Linked DNA regions of Homo sapiens: region 1 is linked to region 2. The links are chromatin loops, found by intact Hi-C in ENCODE. Cell type or tissue: heart left ventricle. All regions are shown on one strand. Links, peaks and the distances in the headings refer to the core of each region. The heading gives the core; the rest is flanking DNA.

Region 1 (5,387 bases), core at 284-5,283, 51 kb after region 2:
TGAAATCCTTTATTTTTATTTGCTGTAAAAATGTGGGTCAAAGAATTCCACATTCCAGTTTGTTCCCATCATCCCTTACAGCTATTTGCTTTGTGGGTGTAGGCCAGTTTTTGCTATTTTTTTTTATCTCAAACAGCAAGTCCTTTTAGAGGCAATGTTGTCATCCATTGGTTTTTCTGCAAACAGTCTGCGTTCTTTGGTATTTCTTAGAATCATTTAAAATTTCCTGTTGGATAAGATTTTGTTCTACTGAAATTCCATTTGCAATGTTTTTCCTGTTAGTTTAAAAATACACATATACACACAGAGAATCTTTCTTTTCCACCATCCACCCTTCTTTCCATTGTTTATTAGCTTTGGCTACAGAGGCGTTCTAGAGTTTAATACCATCCAGCTCTGTCTCACTGACAGGGATGCTCATGCTACAAGGAGAAAAGTCCTAGGAGAGGAGCAAGTGCAGTGGAGCTGAACTTTAACATGTGAGGTGTGGAAGTCAGGAGGTCAGAACAAAACTGGCTGCTGCTCTGCTGTGTGGTGGGCAGGGCTGTTTGTCTCTGGGAGGTTCTCCTGAGGTGATTGTTGCCACTGCAGCATCGTAGGAGAGTAGAAGTCAGCAATGGGCAGGTTGGGGCAGTAACTGAGAAGCAGAGCCATTAACAGCCCAAATCCAGTCCTGGTGCAAATGATAATGAGATCTTTACTTTTCTTCCTTTTCTTTCTCTCATTCCTCTCTCTACTCCTCACCTTTCCTCTCCTTGGACCCTCATACTGTCTTATTAGCTCTCTTCTTTAATGTAGAAGAAAATGCTGGCATGAAAATGCACTATTCAAAGACTAAACTGTGTAATTGCAACAGAAAATCTGGTGCTATTCAGGACAACAGGGGCAGCATAGCAGAGCTGTCCTGTTAAGCTTTGCTCTACAGGGCAGGTCATGACTGTGGTGTACTTTCCTTCTCCTTAATTCCAGTCCTGACCCTTGCAAAGAAGTAAGAGGTAGATGAGTTGAGAAATATTGCTGGGATGTAAGTCTGCTGAGTCTCAGAGTCCATCTCTGCTTTTGCAAGCCTCTTCCATAGACAGGCCCCAGTTCTTTCCTTTAGTCACACTGCGTGCGCATCATGTGCCAAGTATTGTGCTGGGGATATAGTGGTAGTCAATATAAAAACAATGCCCGCCCTCATATACCAGCAAGGTACAAAAGCTGTTGAGGTAATTGCAAGTGTAAGTAGTGTTGCCCAAAAGCATATTAAGGATACAATGGAAGCGTGCAGTGAGAGAGCTGATCTGGTCTCCTTTATGTGTAGGCTTGGCCCTGCCTACACTATCATCAGCCCTTGTCCAGCTGCTGACCCTTAGAATCTGACTTGCCAGCAAAGACCTAGGAAGCCCTGGGCATCCATGTCGACTGGACAGATAACAGCCTTCCCCAGGCACCTACCATGTTAACGCACTATGTTTGCACTTTGATCATTTCCATAGCCCTGCACTCTAGTTCTTTTGCCCTTTCAAATGTTCTTAGTTCTTGCCAGGTCCCTCCCCTATAAAACCAAGTCCTTTCTCTGATACCTTCAGCCACTGGCTGGGCTCTGCTGGGATTGACCCACTCTCCATCCACCTGACTTTGATTCTAGCCTGTCACTGGAACTCCCACTGACGTGTCCCACACTTTAGATTGAACCAACCTGTCATCTAAACCAAACCACGCTGGGCCTGGACCACAGAGTTTCCAGAGCTCCTTCGGTTCACCCTCAGTCCTTACTCTTCTGGTTCCTGGTTTTTCCCTCTCCTCTTTCATTTTGCTGTGACCCAACAGCAAAGTTTGTGGCTAAGTCTGAGAGTGACACTCTGGGCTTGTTGGCAACTGAATAGCTATTGATTTGTTCTTTCTCCTTTGCACACATTGTTAAGTATTGAATAATTAGTCAACAAAAATATCCTGAGAGCCCACCATGCACTATTCTGAGCACTGAGGAAATGCCAGTGAACAAAACAAAGATCCCTGAACTTCCACACATGCCCATCCATTCTGTGTGTGCTCTCTGTGAATGTAGAGCTTGAAAATCAGAGGGACTCTGACATGAGATCAGTCAGGCCCTCTACTCAATGTACAAGACACACTGTGCTTCCAAATCTCCAAGTTTCTCAAGACCAAGGGACCCAGGTGTTGCCTTATTTCCATGCCTCTCACTTCCACTACTGAAAATAAATCCAGCCAGGCACAGTGGCTCACATCTGTAATCCTAGCACTTTGGGAGGTTGAGGTGGGAGGACTGTTTGAGACCAGCCTGTCTCTACAAACATAAAAAAAAATAATAAAAAATTAGCTAGGTGTGGTGGGTGCGTGCCTATGGTCCTAGTTACCCAAGAGGCTGAGGCTGGAGGATCACTTCAGCCTGGGAGGTCCAGGCTGCAGTGAGTTGTCATTGCACCACTGCACTTTAGCCTGGGTGACAGAGTGAGACCCTGTCTAAAAAAAGGAAAAAAAAGAAAAGGAAATGAAATGAATCCCCATGTGGACTGTTTCCAAACCACCCTGCTATAAGCATGACGTCAACTCACAAATTGCTGCACCAAGTTTATAAACTACAACTGATAAATGAGTTTCTGGCTTGTAAATCAAATAATTGCCCTTTGAGACTTGCAGAATGGACAACACAGATTGCTCATTGCTGACACAAAGATTCTAAGCTAAGTTTTCTAATTTCAGAGACTTTAACCAGGCTATTAAGGGAACACAAACTTGACTTTCTCTCTAATTAAAGCCTATTATAATATAATAACATAGCTCACTGCTGGATAAATACTCCTTTATTTTTCACTCCAACAGTACCTAATTTGGTGGCACGGACACACACACGTTCTATATAGGGCTTATAACCTGAACATATGTGTAGCTGTCTTTGCATTTTTTAGCTGTTTTGTTCTATGTTTTGCCTCTCTTCTTAGTTTCAGAGTTCACTTATTGACTATGATAATTACTGAGCAAACAAATATGACCTATTAAGGGCAATTACTGTTAAGCATAATTTTTAAATCATGCCCTAGGACCAAACACTTTTCTTGAGCCTTGAGACAAATGTCCCACATGCTGGCTGAGTAGCAAAAAAGCAGAGGTTGGGATGATCTCCTGGGTGCTGCCAGCAAGCACAGGAATGTGCCAGTGATGTCAGGCAGAGCAGGGCAGGCATCAGATAGCTGGAGTGGGGAACTGGCCATGTGGTGTGATGTGAGAGATTTCCAAAAAAGGTCCTGGACTGAAAAAGTCCTTCCTCTCTGCTACAGACAGGGGCTGTGATTGTTGGAATGAGTGTGAGGTAAGCCTCACCACTCCGACTTCTAGCCTGTGTCTGCCAACATCTCATTCAACAGGATGTAAATCTGGGGAGGAAGCCTCTGTCCTCAGGCTCCTGGCTCCTGGCTCCTGGTATGGAGCTAAGAGGTTTCATGGTCTGTCCTGGCTCCCAGGCTGATGTCTGTGACCTCCACAGATGGAATCTGCCTTCTTTTATTCCATTCTTGTTTTCCCAAACATTTAGCAATGCCTTTTAAGAGCACATGTTGGACACTGAGAACACATGGCAAAATTATATGTATGTCCCTTCTCTCAAGGATCTGATGAGGATTTAAAAAAAATAAACATTTTTAAAAAGAAGCAAATGAGGAGGATCTTTGTGGTGACCGAATACTTCTGTGTCCTGATTACAGTAGTGGTTTCATGAATCTACACTTGATAACATATCAGAGAACTATATACATTGTTTTAATGTCAGTTTCCTGGTTTTGATATTGTACTATAGTTATATAAAATATAACCATTGGGGGAAACTGCGTGAGGGTACAGGGGACCTCTCTGTACTATCTCTGTAACTCTCTGTGACTCTAGAATTATTTCAAAATAAAGAAGTAGTTGCTCTCATTTCCATGTTTTGCCCAAGAACGTAGGTTAAGGGAAATTTAATGACTTGGTTAAAATGACAGAACAGAGTGTGAGCGTTAAGCAAGTGCATATTTAGGTCAAGTCAGGGGGGAAACCTGGACTGTTTCTGTAGATCTGGGAATCATCAGCCTTGACATGATAATTAATGGTGTAGAAGTGGGTAAGGCCACTGGTGAAGAAGGTTGGAGAGCTGAAAACAGCATCATCAAAGAGGTGAATAAAGAGACTGAGATGGGAGGAGCCAGAGAGAAAGGAGAAAAATCAAAAGAATCACTCCAATGGGAGTCCAGGGGAGAAATGAATGTCCAGAGTCAAATGCTGCTGAAAGGGCAAGAGGGATAAGGACTGGTGTCCTCTGACTTCTGCCACAGGGAGATCACCTGTGACTGATTGGAAATGAATGAGAGGAGACTGGAGGCCACATGTCTAAGATACTATTTCAATAAACTCTGGTGTAAAGAGCAGGAGAGAGACAGCACAATAGATGGAATGGGATGTGGATTTGACCGAGAGTTGTTTGTTTTAAGATGGGAGAGAGGAGGAGAGGGACAGCACAATAGATGGAATGGGATGTGGATTTGACCGAGAGTTGTTTGTTTTAAGATGGGAGAGAGGAGGTGAGAGAGACAGTCGTTGAAGACTCACGAGGGAGACGAGGCAATCAACTGAGGAGAGTGGCCAAGCAGCTGGAAGGGACAGGACCAAGAATAGGCAGAGAAGTTTGGCCTTAGATAAGAGAGAAATGCATCCTCTAATGAAGAGGTGAGGAGGGAGAAGTGATGGGTATGGATGTGGGCGGCATGTTAGAATTGTTGGCAGGAACTTGGCAAGTTCCATTCTGAGATCTTCAATATTCCTTTGTGAACTAGGAGACAAGGTCATCTGCTGAGAGTGAGGAGACAAGAGCATCAGAGATTTGCAATGATGAGAGGAATTTTGAGCTGGTTGTAGGGAGGGGGGATGAGGGTAACTAGGGTAACACGTCAAGGAGACTGGAACAGGATGGCTGCAACATGTGCTGTTGGTGCCCCGTTGAATCCCCTTGGCACTCATGGTTCAGGTACAAACATGCTGACAGCTTTTTATTGCAGGCACCTACAGCTTTGCCTGGGGGGTGTTCTCTAGCTGGGAGCTTGTGTGACTTGTGCATAAGGCAGCCTGGAATAAAAGGGAGTTAATGCCACCGAGAGCCATTCTCAACCAATGACAGAGAGAAATATGGGGGCCAACTCACAGGTGGGCTCTTGGAGGTCTCCAGTGGAACTGAGCCCACTGTAGTAATCTGCTCATCAACACACCCTGTGTTGGTTTCCTCCACTCTGTCCCGTTTCCCTCTCCGTCTCTGTCTCTCTTCTCTCTCTCCTGTTCATTCTTTTACTTGGGTTTATCTCCAAATAAACCACTTACATTCAGATCCTTGTCTCAGGCTCTGCCTTTGAGGGAACTGC
Region 2 (5,387 bases), core at 165-5,164:
ATACTGTCCAGGCTTGTCTCAAACTCCTGACCTTAAGTGATCCGCCCGCCTCAGCCTCCCAAAGTGCTGGGATTACAGGCGTGAGCCACCGCGCACGGCCTAAAGTGAATAATTTTTAAAAAGTATGTATATTCAGTAATTATACTTTAATGCGTCCTCTACTTGATAGGTGCTGCTTTGTGCTATCATAAATGAGGTAAATTCACATGTGGCTGTTTATAATAAAAGAATTATTGAATGTATCTTTTAAATTCCAATAGGAGCTTCTAAGTAGGGCATCCTTAGAAACTCAGAAGTTGGATCTGATGGCTGAAATATCTAACTTGAAGTTGAAACTGACAGCTGTAGAGAAGGACAGATTGGATTATGAAGATAAGTTCAGAGACACAGAGGTGTGTGACACAGTCTCTCCTCTCTCTCTCTCTCTCTGTCACTCTGTCTCTCATAGACGTACATTCCTAGGGCAAAGTCGAAATTCTCTGGAGGTGTGCAAGGAAGGCGGTTAATTACTACGTGCCCTCATCCTACTTCATTTTAAGAATAATCTTTGATTATATTGACTTTTTATCACAAAATGCTAATGACAATTTTTATTTTTAGACTTTTGATATGAAATATTAATCATTTTATCAACCTTTAGAAATACTTTTGACTTTAGGATATTTGGAGCATCCATCCATTCATACTAGTTTTCTTAATTTTGTAAATAATGGGCTTAAATGCATGGTTTTGCTAGTAGTTATTATTTAAGCACACTGATTATTTACTATGTAATTGGATTTTTGAAATCTGTATAGAAAGCATGCTTACATTATATAAACACAAAACAACAGAGCCTTTTTGAGGTCATCTAATTTGGCCTTCTACTTTTGGTCTATTCCACATGTAAATCATTCCAATTAAATAAGACTCACTGTACTTCTACGAAACTCAGGGTACATTCTATAACTTGAAGTATCCATTTTAGTGGCTAAACAAGCTTTATTGTTTGTTCTCTCTATTTTATTAATCCAGGCCTTCTAGTTTGTTTGCTGTGTGACATTTGGCAAGTTCTTAACCTCTCTGTTTTTTTTTTTTTTTTTTTTTTTGGTGGATGGAGAGAGCATATCCGTTTGAAATCTACTCATTTGAAATGATGTGTAAAGAGTTGCAGAAATTCCTCTCTCTGAGGGCCATCTCCCCTCCTTTTTTCTATTTTGTTTCTTTGGTTGGAGTATGGAAAGGTGTCATGCTGGATTAGAAAATGGGTACCAAGGAGAGAGGAGAGAAAATGGTTTATTTATTTTTCCCTTCTGTTTTTATTTCAAACATGTATTTTATGCTGACTATATGCCAGCATGGTACCGGGCATTACATACATTATCTACTACAGGAAAATCCTTTATAGACCTGGAAATAACAAGGTTTACTCCATTGCTATTTTCAAAATTAAATTTTCTGTCAAAGATTCAATCACAGTGGAAAGTCTTGGTATATGTCTTGCTTCCTCAGTAGCAAAAGGAGATCTGTCATTTGGTTCATGTTTTATTTAATTTTTTTAGAGATAGGATCTTACTGTGTTGCCCAGGCTAGTATGGAACTCCTGGCCTCAAGCAATTCTCCCATTTTGGCCTCCCAAAGCACTGGGATTATAGGCATGAGTCACCATGCCCAGCCATGTTTTAATCTTAAAACTCTTTGTCAGTTGCCTATGTGAGCATGTTTCTCATTTTATTGAAGCTGGGGCTCTTAAACAAGACTTAGAAAGTTACTCAGTTTAAAATTCTTGCTTTTGTATTTTCTCTAAAAATCTCTTTTGATATTTTTCTCTTTCCCCTCTTTTTGTGAGGTCCTTACCCCATAGTTGCTAGGTAAGGTAACAGTAAAACTCAGTCAACAGATGGACAACATGGCAGTGGAGCTAGCTCTGCTGCAGGGAAGAATTGATGGTAGATATGGATAGAGGTAGTGTTCTACATTGTGTCTGCAAAGTCAAGGGGAAATATTCACCTGTTGTTAGCTTAATTTGGATATGAGATGCTAACCAAATGTTGGGACTGAATTGCAGTAGATGTGTTATTTATTTATTTTTGTAAGACCCCAGGGCAATATTTACATCCCTTGAGTTCAGCTGCCTTTTTTATCAAACTTTTTTTTCCCCACTTTTTCGTTTCACTCATACACTCTTAATCACATACAAAGTGATTTTGTTATTAAACTTCCAGTACACTCAATCCCTGATAATCTTCTAATAAAAATTCAGTGCTATTGCTAAAATATACACATGTAGCCAGAGATTAGAGCATATGGGGTAAACTTTGTGACGTTGCATATGAAAATAATTAAAATAACATTCACTATTAAACTAACTTGAATATTCTCATGTTCCTGTTATCGTTCCCTTAATAAAAATATTTTCCTGAGTGTTTCATGAGTCCATAATATTTAACTTTCTCTTAGAAGTTTAGATTATTTGGATATTAATATCCAATAAAATATTGGCATGGGGAAGAAGTATGGGCATTTCCAAGGGACTGAGCACTGGAAGATTCAGGACTTGGCTTGTCCCCGTACTTGCTAATGGGAGATGGTCAGCATCATTCAACAGTGCCCCCTTCTGGTAAGAGCACACATGTCAGAGACTGAGTTCCTGCGGGAGCCCTGAGGAGTTCTCTGAAAGGGAAAAGGGAAAGGGAACAGGGATTTTCTTTCTTAAAAGGACTGAACTTCTGATAAGAACTTATTGAAATAATTTGTATTCTGTTTTTTAAAGTTTTACATTAGAAAGCTATTTCCAGATTTTCCAGCTTGTGTTGTCAGGGGAAGATATGATTTCGGGTTGGAAATGTAGACCATATTTAAAGTATTGTCATGAAATATAGTGGAGTAGTTTTTGTTAAAACAGATAACTTATCCCAGTTTATAATTCCATTTTTTTCAATTGTTTCTTCTTTGCACATTGCCACTATTTCTAAAGGAAGTAGTAAAAACAGCAATAGCAGACAGGAGGAATTCACTGCTATTTCTTAACAATGAGAAAGTGGGAAAATATATATTTAAAAAGATCATATTGATGAATATCACTAAGGACTAAGGACTTATATTATGCAAGGATGATTAGTTAACTGGGAAAAGGTGATTTTTTTTCTTTGAACTTGAATTCTGACCTGTTAGATGAGGAATCACAAATGTTATTGAATAATGTCAAACAGTTCTTGACCTAATTCATAAGAAGAAAATATATATTATCTAATTGAAATATTGTATGATTATTAAGTGACTCTTAAGGAGTAATCGTATAATTATGATAGGTAATATTTTGCCCATTTTATAAGAGACAACAATTTAAAAGCCTGTGGGTTTACTGGGAAGTGTATTTCATTATAGCATCCCTTCTCTTAGCCTTTGTGAACTTGAATCATTATATTTGGAAGTTTAAAATAATCCCTATTCACAAACTTTTATTTCTTATAACATTATTCTACTTGTAATTTTTGGCATTCTTGGATAATTTTGTCCTGTAATCTATGAATTTGTGACCCAGGAATACATGCATGTCTTTGTAAAAAGAGAGAAGCTGGCTGGGCACAGTGGCTCACACCTGTAATCCCAACACTTAGGGAGTCCGAGGAGGGCGGGTCACTCGAGGTCAGGAGTTCAAGACAAGCCTGGTCAACATGGTGAAACCCTTGTCTCTACTAAAAATAGAAAAACTAGCTGGGTGTGGTGGTGGGTGCCTGTAATCCCAGTTCCTGTGAAGGCTGAGACAGGAGAGTATCTTGAACCTGGGAGGCGGGGGTTGCAGTAAGCTCAGATGGCGGCACTGCACTCCAGCCTGGGTGACAGAGCAAGACTCCATCTTAAAAAAAAAAGAGGGAGAGAGAAGCAAAAATATAGTAACCATTGTAGGGATCTTTGTGGCTTGTAGTAAAAATAAGTCATCTCCCACGCAGGGTATTTGAGTGTCTCTTTTGGAGGAGTTAATATTGCTTAACACTCTTAATTTCCTTTCCTACTCTCTGGGCTCTGGACAAAAATACACCATTATTTCTCAGAATACTTGGACAAGTTTTATGAGCAAATTGGTTCTTTAAAAAGTGACACTAAATAAAATAAAAAATGGTAGTAGAAAAGATGTAAAATCATGTTGTGTCATGTAAACATTAGGATTGGTTTCTCTTTCATTTTCGAATTATAAAATTAGATGAACTGCAGGGCCCTCATCCACTTTCCAGTTGAAAATTGTCATTACAGTAAACTCAATCCCTGATAATCTCCTAATAAAAATTCAACAGTATTGCTAAAATGTATGCACATACCCCAAAATTAGAGAATAGTTGAGAAACTTTGTGATGTTATATATGACAACAATTAAAATAGTCCTCAAAATTAAAACTGATTTGACTATTCTCATGTTCCTGTTATCATTCACTTAATAAAAATAAAATATTTCCCTGGCTATTTCATGAATCTTAAGGATTCATGGGCTTAAAGGATTTAATTTTCATTTCATTCTCCCATATTGAGTTGATGAGCAATCCATATTTTTGTGGACAAAGGAAGAAATTACAAATTTAAAAAAAATACCCATGTATCACTGAGAAGTTTCAAAAGGTAAATGGCTTTACTAAAGAATGTGATATATTTAAAATACGAAATAGCATTCTATAAAATAGAATAGAAATAGCACTCTATGAAATAGCATTCATAGAGTCATTTTTAGGATAGAAATATCTGACAAATAATAGATATTAAGCTACCTTTCTTAAAATTACAGTCACCTTTTATTTTCATAAGCCCATCACTTTAGGGCAGACGCATTGGGGATTTAAACGAATGTTTTTGTTTGTTTGTTTGTTTTTTGACAGAGTCTTGCTCCTTTGTCAGGCTGGAGTGCAGTGGCGCAATCTCGGCTCACTGCAACCTCTGCCTCCCAGGTTCAAGCGATTCTCCTGCTTCAGCCTCCCGAATAGCTGGGACTACGGGTGTGTGCCACCACGCCCGGCTAATTTTTTGTATTTTAGTAGAGACGGGGTTTCACCATGTTGGCCAGGATGGTCTTGATCTCCTGACCTAGTGATTCACCAACCTCAGCCTCCCAAAGTGCTGCGATTACAGGCATGAGCCACCGCGCCCAGCCAATGCTTTAGTTGTTAGGAAGGTGGATTTATTTCCATTTATCTCATCTGATTCATTCAACTTTAACTCTAGGAGCTGGTGACTTAAGATTTCCAAGCTGCTATTTTATAGGTATAGGTAACCGTGTTACCACTTTCCTAATGCACTTTCTTGTTTCTTCTTGGACAGGGGCTGATTCAGGAGATCAATGATTTGAGGTTAAAAGTTAGTGAAATGGGCAGTGAGAGACTTCAGTATGAAAAAAAGCATGAATCAACCAAAGTAAGTTT

The links. A loop is a pair of places that touch in the nucleus more often than their neighbours do. Peaks named below come from ENCODE experiments on the same cell type or tissue, not always from the same donor. Only the 100,000 strongest peaks of a DNase experiment are listed, where the experiment ranks them.
Region 1: it touches region 2 in a loop (1.9-fold over the local background); 7 of 110 quality-filtered maps call a loop at or near these places.

What each region holds. Positions count from the first base shown.
Region 1 is chr12:27,190,782-27,196,168 of GRCh38, forward strand. It overlaps the pseudogene LOC124902904. Among named protein-coding and RNA genes, the nearest start is that of STK38L, 51 kb to the right of the region's middle. In heart left ventricle, for the core only: a CTCF peak has its summit at 3,287; a DNase peak (open chromatin) is centred at 3,180; H3K27ac peaks cover 4,998 bases.
Region 2 is chr12:27,139,706-27,145,092 of GRCh38, forward strand. It overlaps the pseudogene LOC124902904. Among named protein-coding and RNA genes, the nearest start is that of C12orf71, 60 kb to the left of the region's middle. In heart left ventricle, for the core only: CTCF peaks have their summits at 2,604 (motif pointing left) and 2,809; a DNase peak (open chromatin) is centred at 2,616; H3K4me3 peaks cover 532 bases; H3K27ac peaks cover 424 bases.